2 separate regions of the Homo sapiens genome follow, and region 2 is linked to region 1. A link is a loop called in an ENCODE intact Hi-C map of the cell type or tissue named here. Cell type or tissue: HepG2. All regions are shown on one strand. Each heading gives the region's core, and the rest is flanking DNA. Links, peaks and the distances in the headings are about the cores only.

Evidence for each region. A loop is a pair of places that touch in the nucleus more often than their neighbours do. Peaks named below come from ENCODE experiments on the same cell type or tissue, not always from the same donor. Only the 100,000 strongest peaks of a DNase experiment are listed, where the experiment ranks them.
Region 2: a loop joins it to region 1, with 30 times the contacts of the local background. A loop is called at or near these places in 1 of 110 quality-filtered maps.

What each region holds. Positions count from the first base shown.
Region 1 is chr6:92,640,821-92,647,047 of GRCh38, forward strand. LOC124901495 (putative protein PRAC2) reads right to left here and starts at 4,354. Exons shown (of 1, transcript XM_047419663.1): 1 at 3,438-4,354. The coding sequence starts at 3,985. The coding sequence ends at 3,653. The region is part of intron 1 of LINC02531 (long intergenic non-protein coding RNA 2531); the gene reads right to left. In HepG2, for the core only: a CTCF peak has its summit at 3,691 (motif pointing left); a DNase peak (open chromatin) is centred at 3,691.
Region 2 is chr6:92,190,673-92,196,899 of GRCh38, forward strand. No RefSeq gene overlaps it. Among named protein-coding and RNA genes, the nearest start is that of CASC6, 500 kb to the left of the region's middle. In HepG2, for the core only: no CTCF peak of the experiment used is centred there; no DNase peak of the experiment used is centred there.

The DNA of each region.
Region 1 (6,227 bases), core at 1,245-5,244:
ATATCCAGAATCTACAAAGAACTCAAACAAATTTACAAGAAAAAATCAAACAACCCCATCAAAATGTGGGCAAAGGATATGAACGGACACTTCTCAAAAGAAGACATTTATGCAGCCAACAGACACATGAAAAAATGCTCATCATCACTGGCCATCAGAGAAATGCAAATCAAAACCACAATGAGATACCATCTCACACCAGTTAGAATGGCAATCATTAAAAAGTCAGGAAACAACAGGTGCTGGAGAGGATGTGGAGAAATAGGAACACTTTTACACTGTTGGTGGGACTGTAAACTACTTCAAGCATTGTGGAAGACAGTGTGATGATTCCTCAAGGATCTAGAACTAGAAATACCATTTGACCCAGCCATCCCATTACTGGGTATATACCCAAAGGATTATAAATCATGCTGCTATAGACACATGCACATGTTATGTTTATTGCAGCACTGTTCACAATAGCAAAGACTTGGAACCAACCCAAATGTCCATCAATGACAGACTGGATTAAGAAAATGTGGCACATACACACATGGAGTACTATGCAGCCATAAAAAGGATGAGTTCATGTCCTTTGTAGGGACATGGAGGACGCTTTGTCCTTTTTCTAACTTTTTGAATTGTATGTTTAATATGTCTATTTTGGGTCTTTTTCATCTTTATTAATATAATTACATAAACTTACTGATTTTTCTATGATCATTGCTCTAGATACTGCATAGATTTTGATATATAAGAAGGGCATGATAATTATGTTCTAGAAATTTTGTAAGCTAAGTTTGTACTTCTCCTTTGAACCAAAAATGTTTAATGGAAAACTGTTTTTTAACTAACAGATGTAAGTATCTTTTTTATCTTGTTATTAATTTCTAGTTTTATTACATTACAATTAGACGGTTTTTGTATAATTTCCATATTACAGACCTTATTGAAGTTCTCTTTATTTCGTGGGAGGCACATAGGAAATTAAATAGAATATATTTTTACAATATTTCGTGAGAACTTGAATGCAGTGTACCTATTATCTTTCTGTTGCGGAGCAATGTATGCATGTGTCTTCATAAAAAATCTGCCTTACTATGTTACTTAGGTCTTTTGAGTGCTCAATTACTTTTATATACCCGTTGTATCTTCTAAGATTGACAGTTATTTCAAAGTCCTATCTTATTTGTTTCTGTTTTTCCTAGCATCTCCATTGGTTTCAATGTTATCAAGATGGCCACTGTGTGAATATATTTATAAATCTTAATTTTTCATTGTGAAATGTAGCCCTTTGTGCATTATAAAGAATTCTTCACCTTATGTAACGTTCTTTATGTTGAATTCATTCTGACAGATACCAAGATCACAAGCCCTGGTTACATTTTGTCTCATTTTCAGGTGACCTTGGCTCATTTCTTCATTTTCAGCCTTTGAAATCACTTTTTAAATACATAATTGTATAAAGCATACAACTGAATTTGGATTTGACCCAATTTGAAGGCTTTTCTTTAGTAGGTTTGTTAGGCCAATTATATGTATTATATAATGCATCTGCTTGTCCTCAAGTTTTGTTATCTTTTGTTTTATCATGTGATATTTATTGTGGCTCTTTCACTTTTTTTTTGTAGTTTGTTTTTGCTTAATGTTTGTTTTAATTTTGCTGTAAATGCATTTAGTTTTGTTTTAATTTCTTCTGGTAATTATGAACGTTACTATTTTTATTTTAGTAGCTATTTTTATTCTAGTGTCCTTATAGAATGCTTTTTTCTTTACCTCTCTTCTTTACTTAGACCTCTATATGTTTTCTCAACTTTAAAGTACGTACTTTAATTTCCATCATCTTTTATCCCAAAGACAATAAAATATCTAATGCTTTTTTCACTTTTGTCTCTTTCTTCTTTTCCGATGTTTTTAGTTGCAATATTTCTATTTTGTTAGCCTCTATAACAAATAACATATTCTCCCACGTGTATATCCACATGTGTTTTAGTCTTAGGTTCTCAATTCAACATTATTTAATACTTATCACCAACTCTTTTGCTGCAGTTCCCTTAACTGTATCTTGGTTGGAGGAGGGTCATTTCTTATTGTGCTACTAGCTCTGCATATTTTGACATTTTGTTTGGGATATTTGTTGGATGAAAATCATATTATCTATTTGCTTTTATTTTTCTACTTCCCAGTAGCCCCTACTCTACCACTGGGTCTCAAATTTGTTTCTAGTATTGCCATCTAGGATTGAATCTTCCCTTGGGGGTAAATCCAAATTAATATTATTTACATTATATTATTACTCAGATTCTGCTGCAGTCTTCTTCTGGTCAGTCCCTAAGAAGAAATGTTATTTTAAAGATTGTCTTTTTATTCTGTAAAATTCAGTCTTCCTTAACCTATAACACTCCTAACCTTAATATGAAAGTATCTGTTACAAAGACTTCCTTTTACCATAAAGTTTACAAAGATTTTAATTAACACAAGAAGAAAATAGAAAGCATTAAAACTGCGATCATTTAAATTCAAAGTTGTGTAAATATGGTTATTTTACAATATAAAATTTGATACTTTTAACAATAATTCATTTCCAAAGTACTCTCAGTGTTTCTGGCACCACCTGTTTACCTCAGGGAAGAAAAATCCACATTTTCTTTGTGTTTAAGTGGATACTACAATGATTTAAAGTGTGTCACAGGAGCCAGGCATGGTGGTAACAGCCTATAATCCTAGCTACTTGGGAGGCTGAGGTGGGAGAATTACTTAAACCAGGAGTTTGAGAACAGCCTGTGCAATATAGTGAGACCCTGTCTCTAAAAAAATAAAATAAAATAAAATAAAATGTGTGTCACAAAGACAACATTTTAATATCCCAATTTGTATTTACAAATGCTTTATGACCAAGTGTCTATTAAATAAATGTGAAGGGGAAAAAGCCAAAACTCAATAAAAATAACTCTGATGGTAGTTTCTTTTGCTGTGCAGAAGCTCTTTAGTTTAATTAGATCCCATTTGTCAATTTTGGCTTTTGCTGCCATTGCTTTTGGTGTTTTAGACATGAAATCCTTGCCCATGCTTATGTCCTGAATGGTAATGTCTAGGTTTTCCTCTAGGGTTTTTATGGTTTTAGGTCTAACGTTTAAGTCTTTAATCCATCTTGAATTAATTTTTGTATAAGGTGTAAGGAAGGGATCCAGTTTCAGCTTTCTACATATGGCTAGCCAGTTTTCCCAGCACCACTAATTAAATAGGGAATCCTTTCCCCATTGCTTGTTTTTCTCAGGTTTGTCAAAGATCAGATAGTTGTAGATATGCGGCGTTATTTCTGAGGGCTCTGTTCTGTTCCATTCATCTATATCTCTGTTTTGGTACCAGTACCATGCTGTTTTGGTTACTGTAGCCTTGTAGTATAGTTTGAAGTCAGGTAGCGTGATGCCTCCAGCTTTGTTCTTTTGGCTTAGGATTGACTTGGTGATGCAGGAAAAAGGCCACAAGAGGGGCTGCCATGGCCACTAACGGAGATGGCCCTGGTAGAGACCTTTGGGGGTCTGGGACCTCTGGAGTCCCCATGCTCTAACTCCCACACTCTGCTATCAGAAACTGAAACTTGAGGGTTTTCTCTGTTTTTCACTCGCAATAAATTCAGAGCAAACAAAAGATGTGGAATCTGAGAGATTTATTCCACTAGTGTGCTAGGACCATTAAAAAGACAAGGGCGCCCCCTTCCGGCAGAGGCTGACCACTCCAGCAGAAACTGCGGACAGGCTTTCATCCCCGGCAGAGCTACAGGCTTCCAGCAGCCTGGGGCCTCGTGGGTACTGAGCTGCGTGTGGGGGTCCAGGACCCGACGTCGCCTGCCATTCGGCCAGGGCATCGGCAGATGTATTGGTCCAGCCCCCGAGAGACCCAGGAAGAAGGCAAGGAGGTTCGGTACGAGCGATCTCGAATGGAAGAAGAAGGCAGTCCGTCTGCGGGAGCCAGGCCGCAGCGCCATCCACCTTCTGTCCATGTCTTCTTTAGTAATACATTTATCTTCCTCGCCATAACAATTCGCGGTGTGGACGACCCCCTCCCCCTCCACTTTTTTTCGGATTTACTTGTATGGAACCTGTGCAAAAAATATTTAATTTCGTTTTGTATTAAACCCTTCATTGGGAATCCCTTCCCAATTTTAGTCTCCCACCTATCCCCGGACGACTACATTGAAATCTCTCTTATTTGTGTTTAAATCACAACAAAATCTACAAACCTATATTCGCCTGCAGCTATTTACTTTTAAATAAGGGCTATGTTAAGCTACAGGAGGAAATGTTTTGCTTACCATTCGGACAAATGTGTGAACACAACTACAAAATGGGAGAAAATTTTTGCAACCTACTCATCTGACAAAGGGCTAATATCCAGAATCTACAATGAACTCAAACAAATTTACAGGAAAAAAAGAAACAACCCCATCAAAAAGTGGGCAAAGGACATGAACAGACACTTCTCAAAAGAAGACATTTATGCAGCCAAAAAACACATGAAAAAATGCTCACCATCACTGGCCATCAGAGAAATGTAAATCAAAACCACAATGAGATACCATCTCACACCAGTTAGAATGGCAATCATTAAAAAGTCAGCAATCAACAGGTGCTGGACAGGACGTGGAGAAATAGGAACACTTTTACACTGTTGGTGGGACTGTAAACTACTTCAAGCATTGTGGAAGTCAGTGTGGCAATTCCTCAGGCATCTAGAACTAGAAATACCATTTGACCCAGCCATCCAGTTACTGGGCATATACCCAAAGGACTATAAAACATGCTGCTATAAAGACACATGCACACATATGTTTATTGCAGCACTATTCACAATAGCAAAGACTTGGAACCAACCCAAATGTCCAAAAATGATAGACTGGATTAAGAAAATGTGGCACATATATACCATGGAATACTATGCAAACATAAAAAAGGATGAGTTCATGTCCTTTGTAGGGACATGGGTGAAGCTGGAAATCATCATTCTCAGTAAACTATCACAAGGACAAAAAACCAAACACCACATGTTCTCACTCACAGGTGGGAACTGAACAATGAGAACACATGAACACAGGAAGGGGAACATCACACTATGGGGACTGTTGTGGGGTGGGGGGAGGGAGGAGGGATAGCATTAGGAGATATACCTAATGCTAAATGACGAGTTAATGGGTGCAGCACACCAGCATGGCACATGTATACATATGTAACTAACCTGCACATTGTGCACATGTACCCTAAAATTAAAAGTATAATAATAAAAGAAAAAAAAAAGGAATGACCTCAAAAGAAAACTCAATATAAATATGAATCAGAATAATTTCAGTTCCTTAAGTTTTCAAGTTTTTGCTCAGTTTTCCTTGACACTCATTGAAAGGGTTACGCTTTGTGTCTCCATCTAAATCTTGAATTGTAATCCCCAGATGTTTAGGAAGAGACCTGGTCGGAGTGACTGGATAATGGCGGCAGTTTCTCCCATGCTGTTCTCGTGATAGTGAGTGAGTTCTTGAAAGACATAGAGTTTTCTGTTTGGCAAGTTCCTCCTTTGCTCACTTTTTCTTCCTTGCACCATGTGAGAAAGTCCAAGCTTGCTTCCCCTTCACCTTCCGCCATGATTGTAAGTTTCCTCAGGCTTTGGGTCAATTACTCTTCCCTTTAATAAATTACCCAGTCTTGGGTATTTCTTTATAGCAGTGTGAAAACAAACTGAAACATTCATTATTATTTTTGAGTACTTAAAAATAATGTTTACTAGGAAATCTCTAGATAGCAATAATGTTTTTGTAATCAGTGACGTGATGGAATGCTTTGTGATTCCTTTGAAATTTAGAAAAAACTAAAACCCATTTTTGTTCAAGTAGGCAGCTGAAACCACTTCTTGTGTCTTATAATTCATATTTCATTCTCTAACATGGATATTAAGAATATAGACATGTGTTAAGGAATGTGTTTTCTCTTTGGAAGTGTGAAGTGGGGAGAAAACAATCTGCAACCCAGTGGTAGACATCAATTTGCCTCAGATTTCTTTGGAATCAGAAAAGGTAAATTGAATAAAAGCATGCATTATGTAAGTAAGTACAAAGTTGTCTATGTATATACGCACATAATAGCAAATAATATGAGACCTAGAAGTATTGCTGGAAATAATGATTTTAGAATAAATTCTTTTACATTATTTTTGAAAAGTAGTTTTATAAGCTAAATTTTCCTTCAACATTTTTCTTC
Region 2 (6,227 bases), core at 808-4,807, 450 kb before region 1:
TGTGGTATATCACATTTACTGACTTGTATACGTTAAACCACCCCTGCATCCCTGGTATGAAACACACTTGATCATGGTAGATTATCTTTCGATATGTTGTTGGATTTGGTTAGCTAGTATTCTGTTAGGTATTTTGGCATCTATGTTCATCAAATATATTTATCTGTAGTTTTCTTTTTTGGTTATATCATATCCTGGTTTTGATATTAGGGTGATGCTGGCTTCATAGAATGAAATAGAGAGGGTTCCTTCTTTCTCTATCCTATGGAATAGTGTCAGAAGGATTGGTACCAATTCTTTGAATGTCTGGTAGAAATCTGATGTGAATCCATCTGGTCCTGGACATTTTCTTGTTGGCATTTTTAAAATTACCATTTCAATCTTGTTGCTTGCTATTGGTCTTTTCAGTGTATCTAATTCTTCCTGATTTAAGCTAAGAGGGTTGTATTTTTCCAGGAGTTTATCTGTCTCTAGGTTTTCTAGTTTATGTGCATAAAGGTGTTCCTAATAGCCTTGAATAATCTTTTGTATTTCAGTAGTGTCAGTTGTAATATCTCCCATTTCGTTTCTTAGTGACGTTATTTGGATTTTCTCTCTTCTTTTCTTGGCTACTCTTGCCAATGGTCTATCAATTTTATTTATCTTTTCAAAGAACCAGGTTTTTCTTTCATTTATCTTTTGTAATTTTTTTGTTTCAATTTCATTTATTTCTGCCCTGCTGTTAGTTATTTCCTGTCTTCTGCTGGGTTTGGGTTTTGTTTGTTCTTGTTTCTCTAGCTCCTTGAGGTGCGACCGTAGAGTGTCAATTTTTACTCTTTCAGTCATTTTGATGTAGGCGTTTAGGGCCATGAACTTTCCTCTTAGCACCACATTTGCTGTATCTCAAAGGTTTTGATAGGTTGTGTCATTATTGTTCATTTTGAAGAATTTTTAAATTTCCCTCTTGATTTTGTTTTTGACCCAATGCTCCTTCAAGAGCAGGTTTTTTAATTTCCAAGTGTTTGCATGGTTTTGAAGGATCTTTTTGGAGCTGATTTTTGGAGTCAATTTCCAGTTTTTATCCCACTGTGGTCTGAGAGAGTGCTTGATATAATTTTAATTTTCTTAAATTTATTGAGGCTCATTTTATGGACTATCACATGGTCTCTCTTGCAGAAAGTTCCATGCATTGTTGAATAGAATGTGTAGTCTGCAGTTGTTGCATGAAATATTCTGTACATATCTGTTAAGTCCATTTGTTCCAGGGTATAGTTTAAATCCATTGTTTCTTTGTTGACTTTCTGTCTTGATGACCTGTCTAGTGCTGTCAGTGGAGTATTGAAGTCCCCCACTATTATTGTATTGCTGTCTGTTTCATTTCTTAGGTTTATTAATAATTGTTTTATGAATTTGGGACCTCCAGTGTTAGGGGCATACAGGTTTAGGATTGTGATATTTTTCTGTTAGACAAGACCTTTTACCATTATATAAGGTCCCTCTTTGTCTCTTTGAACTGCTGTTGTTTTGAAGTTTATTTTGTCTGATATAAACATAGCTATACCTGCTGGCTTTCAGTGTCCATTTGCATGAAATGCCTGTTTCCAACCCTTTTAGTTTATGTGAGTCCTTAAGTGTTAGGCAAGTCTCCTGAAGGCAGCAGATGGTTGGTTGGTGAGTTCTCATCCATTCTGCGGTTCTGTATCTTTTAATTGGAGCATTTAAGCCATTTACATTCAATGTTAAGCATTGGAATGTGAGGCACTATTGCATTCATCATGCTCTTTGTTGCCTGTGTACTTTGTTTTCTTTGTTTTTTGTTTTTGCTTTTTAATGTGTATTTTTGTTTTATAGGTCCTGTGTGATTTATGCTTTAAAGAGGTTCTGTTTTGATGTGTTTCCAGGATTTATTTCAAGATTTAGACCTCCTTTTAGCAGTTCTCGTAGTAGTGGCTTGGTAAAGGTGAATTCTCTCAGCACTTGTTTGTCTGAAAAAGATTGTATCTTTCCTTCATATATGATGCTTAGTTTCACTGGATACAAAATTCTTGGTTAATAATTGTTTTGTTTAAGGAGGCTGAAGACAGGGCCCCAATCCTTTCTAGCTCATATTGTTTCTGCTGAGAAATCTGCGGATAGGTTTTCCTTTATAGGTTACCTGGTGCTTCTGTCTCACAGCTCTTAAGATTCTTTCCTTCATCCTAACTTTAGATAACCTGATGATGATGTGCTTAGGTGGAGATCTGTTTGTGATGATTTTCCTAGGTGTTCTTTGTGCTTCTTGTATTTGGATGTTTAGGTCTCTAGAGAGGCTGGGGAAGTTTTCCTTGATTATTCCCCTAAATATGTTTTCCAAGCTTTTAGAATTCTCCTCTTCCTCAGGAACAGCAATTTTCTTAGCTTTGGTTGTTTAACATAATCCCAGACTTCTTGGAGATCTTGTTTATATTTTCTTATTCTTTTTTCTTTGTCTTTGTTGGTTTGGGTTAATTTGAAGACCTTGTCTTTGAGCTCTGAATTTCTTTCTTCTACTTGTTCAATTCTGTTTGTGAGACTTTCCAGAGCATTTCGCATTTCTAAAAGTATTTCCAAAGTTTCCTGAAATTTTTATTGTTTTTTTTTTCTTTAAGCTATCTATTTCCTTGAATATTTCTCCCTTCACTTCTTGTATCATTTTTTGGATTTCCTTGCATTGGACTTTACCTTTCTCTGGTCCCTCCCTGAGCAGCTTAATAACTAACCTCCTGAATTCTTTTTCAGGTAAATCAGCAATTTCTTCTTGGTTTGGATTCATTGCTGGTGAACTAGTGTGATTTTTTGGGAGTGTTGAAGAGCCTCATTTTGTAATATTACCAAGCTTGGTTTTCTGGTTCCTTCTCATTTGGGTAGCCTCTGTCACAGGGAAGGTCTAGGGCTGAAGGTTGTTGCTCAGAATCTTTGTCCCATGTGGTGTTCCCTTGATGTAACACTATCCCCCTTTTCCTATGGATGTAACGTCCTGTGAGCCAAACTGCAGTATTGTTGTCTCTCCTCTGGGTCTAGCCGCCCAGCGAATCTACCCAGTTCTGAGCTGGTACTGGGGGTTGTCTGCACAGAGTCCTGTGATGTGAACCGTCTTTGGGTCTCTCAGCTGTGGATACAAGTGCCTGTTCCAGTGGAGGTGGTGGGGGGTGATGCAATGGACTCCATGAGGATTTTTAGCTTTGGTGGTTTAATGCTCTATTTTTGTGCTGGTTGACCTCCTGCCAGGAGGTGGTGCTTTCCACACAGCATCAGCTGTGGTAGTATGGGGAGGAACTGGTGGTGGGCAGGGCTCTAGAACTCCCAAGATTATATGTCCTTTGTCTTCGCTACCAGGGTGGATAGGGGAGGACCATCAGGTGGGGGTGGGGCTAGGCATGTCTGAGCTCAGACTCTTCTTGGGCAGGTCTTGCTGGGGCTGCTGTGGGGTATGGGGGTGAGATTCCCAGGTCACTGGAGTTGTCTACCTAGGAGGATTATGGCTGCCTCTGCTGAGTCATGCAGGTTGTCAGGGAAGTGGGGGAGAGCCAGCAGTCACAGGCCTCACGCAACTCCCACACAAACCAAAGGGCCAGTCTCACTCACACTGTGGCACCCCCCCAACATCCCCCAGTCCGTTTCCAGGCAGGGAGCATGAGTTTGAAAACCTGCCTAGGCTACCTGCCTCCCAGGTACAAAAGAAAAGGGCTTGGTTCTTCCCTAACCTGTGGAGTCTACACAGTGGATTTGCTCCCTCCCCCGAGTTCTGGCCAGGAGGCTTCTCATCCTGTTCAAATTGTTGCAAAGTTCAGCTAGAGATTTGCTTCTCCCTGTGTAGTTATTTCCCCCTGCCCCTCTCCAGTTGGATCCCTGTGGTGCCAGGCAGGAATGGCCTGCTAGAGGACTTAGCGAGCTATCAGGGGCTTTCTGCTGCTTCCTCTACTCCTGTATTTTGCTCAGGTCTCCAAATTGACTCAGCTCCAGGTAAAGTTGGAAACTTTTCTGGTAAATAGACCTTCAGCTTCTCCAGTGGGAGTGTGTGTTTGGGAGAGGAGTGTCTCCCTTTCCCACTTCCACAGTTGGAGAACTCAGTTTTGTTTGGGGTCTCCCAGGTCCTGCAGGAGCAGTCTGCATCCTTTAGAGGGTCTGTGGGTCCTCTTGGGATTGCTGGTTTGTTCTTGCAGTCGATCTGAAGCTAAAATTCACAATGTGAGCCCCCACACACTGCTCTGTCCGAAGAGGCAATCTAGTCCTGCCTGCCTCCTGCCATGATGATCCCTACCCAAATTAACTTTCTATAACTTAAATATAACTTACATTAGCTTAGATCAGGGTTTTTCAAAGTGAAGTTCTAGGTACTAGCATCCAAATTACCAAATATGTTAATAATTCAGCTTCCTGGCTTCATCCTGACCCACTGAATCAGAACCAATTGGAAAGGAACCTGGGAATCTGCATTTTAAACTTCCCCATATCATGTTTCTGTTTTTTAAGTCATGTGTTGGGGACTCTATTCTGATTGCTTAATTAGAAACTCACAAACAACTGTATCTAACAGTTTAAAAGTACTGGTGCTTTTAGTATAGGCTAGCTTTTCCAATTACAATTGACAGTTTAATTCTTAGAAAACAAATTTATTTGAGATTCTTAGAGTATTCCTCGCCCAGAGGCCTTCAAGTGGTAGTAACAAATACATAATCATTTTATATGACCATAAAATTCTAAATCTGAATCTACTTCTGCCTTTGTCATATATATATGTACATATTATATGTGAAGAAATTAATTCATCTATACATTATTTTGACAAATATGTTAAATTCACTGATGACTAAAACAGGGTGCTGGCAATAAGAATAATTTGATGCATGGTCTAGTTGCTGTTTGTAGCATATGTGAATGGAAATAAATTTCTCCAAAATACAACTCTAAAAGACTTTTGGTTTTAGCTATTCTAGTCAGCAGAATCATGCAAATCATCATTCAGGTAAATTGTAGCTGATTTCAGTATCCATATTTAACAATATCTGAAAGGGTATTTTTAAAATGTCTAGAAATGACTTAAAAAATTGTTAGAAATGACAGGCTAGCCACTTATGAAGAAAAGCAGATTTGGCTTAATGTGCACATTGTAAACAATAAATTATAAGTACATGGTTCTAACACCAATTAATGATGCTTTATCATTGAGAAACTAGTGATAACCCTTGAACAGTGTGATCACAACTAAGTTCTGCTGCAGTCTGGGTCCCTGTTTCTGTTTTCGCTTTTCCAACCTAAGAAATCCCTGTGGAGTTATTGCTTCCTGCAAGTGGGCAAGTTGAGGCGGGGAGGGGCTGTCACAACCCTGCTGTGGTGTGAAGAGATATATCCTGCTTGGAATCGTGGTTAAATAGATTTCTACTTTGAGAAGAACTTGGAAGCTATGTATATCCTAAGCAATCTTAGCGACATGTTCTCTCCACTCTCTCTGCAGCTTCTCTCCGGAAGGCATTTAAGAGAAGCTCAGGTTAATTACATCAGCTCTAATATTCCCAGAGCAACTCAATGTTATACAGAATACATATAATAGAAATCCAATTACAGTTTGGCATTCCATTTGATTTACTTATTTTTAAATTCTGGCAGAAGTTAAATAAGTTCAATAAACTCAATGATAATTTTAACACTCTATATTTAAAATAGTTCTGAGAAACTAAGTAAAATGTCAATTTCCCCACGATTTGTTACTACATTGCATATTGTTTTCTATGAGACTATTAATTTTTCTGCCTTACAGCTGCTGTCCTCATCAGTCCACATTTTTGTCCCCTAATTCCTTCAGATGCAGCTCTGAATGGGCTTAAAGTTCCCTCTGACATGCCCAAAGGCATCAGAAGAGCCAGTTCCTGACAGGAAGCCAAGAAGATGGGCCAGCCATCCATTTGTTAATGTGTCACACTCGAATTACACATGGCTGGCTGCAAAATTAAATTGCTCTTTCAGGATATCAGTGGAGACATAGATACAGCATTATATCTCTGTGTTCCTATTGTTTTCAGATCAGAAAATGCTTTACTTGTGTACCCTTGCTTAATTGTGTTCACTGAAAGTGCAGATTGAAAAGGGTATTGATTGCAGCTTTCCCCAGGCCCATAGTGGTTCTGTGATTTCAGAATTGAACATTTAGAAGGAAAAAGTATGTGTTTCCAGCCTTGGCACCTGGAAAATTCTGGAAATCTTTAACAACAAGAACCAATAATGAGGTGATA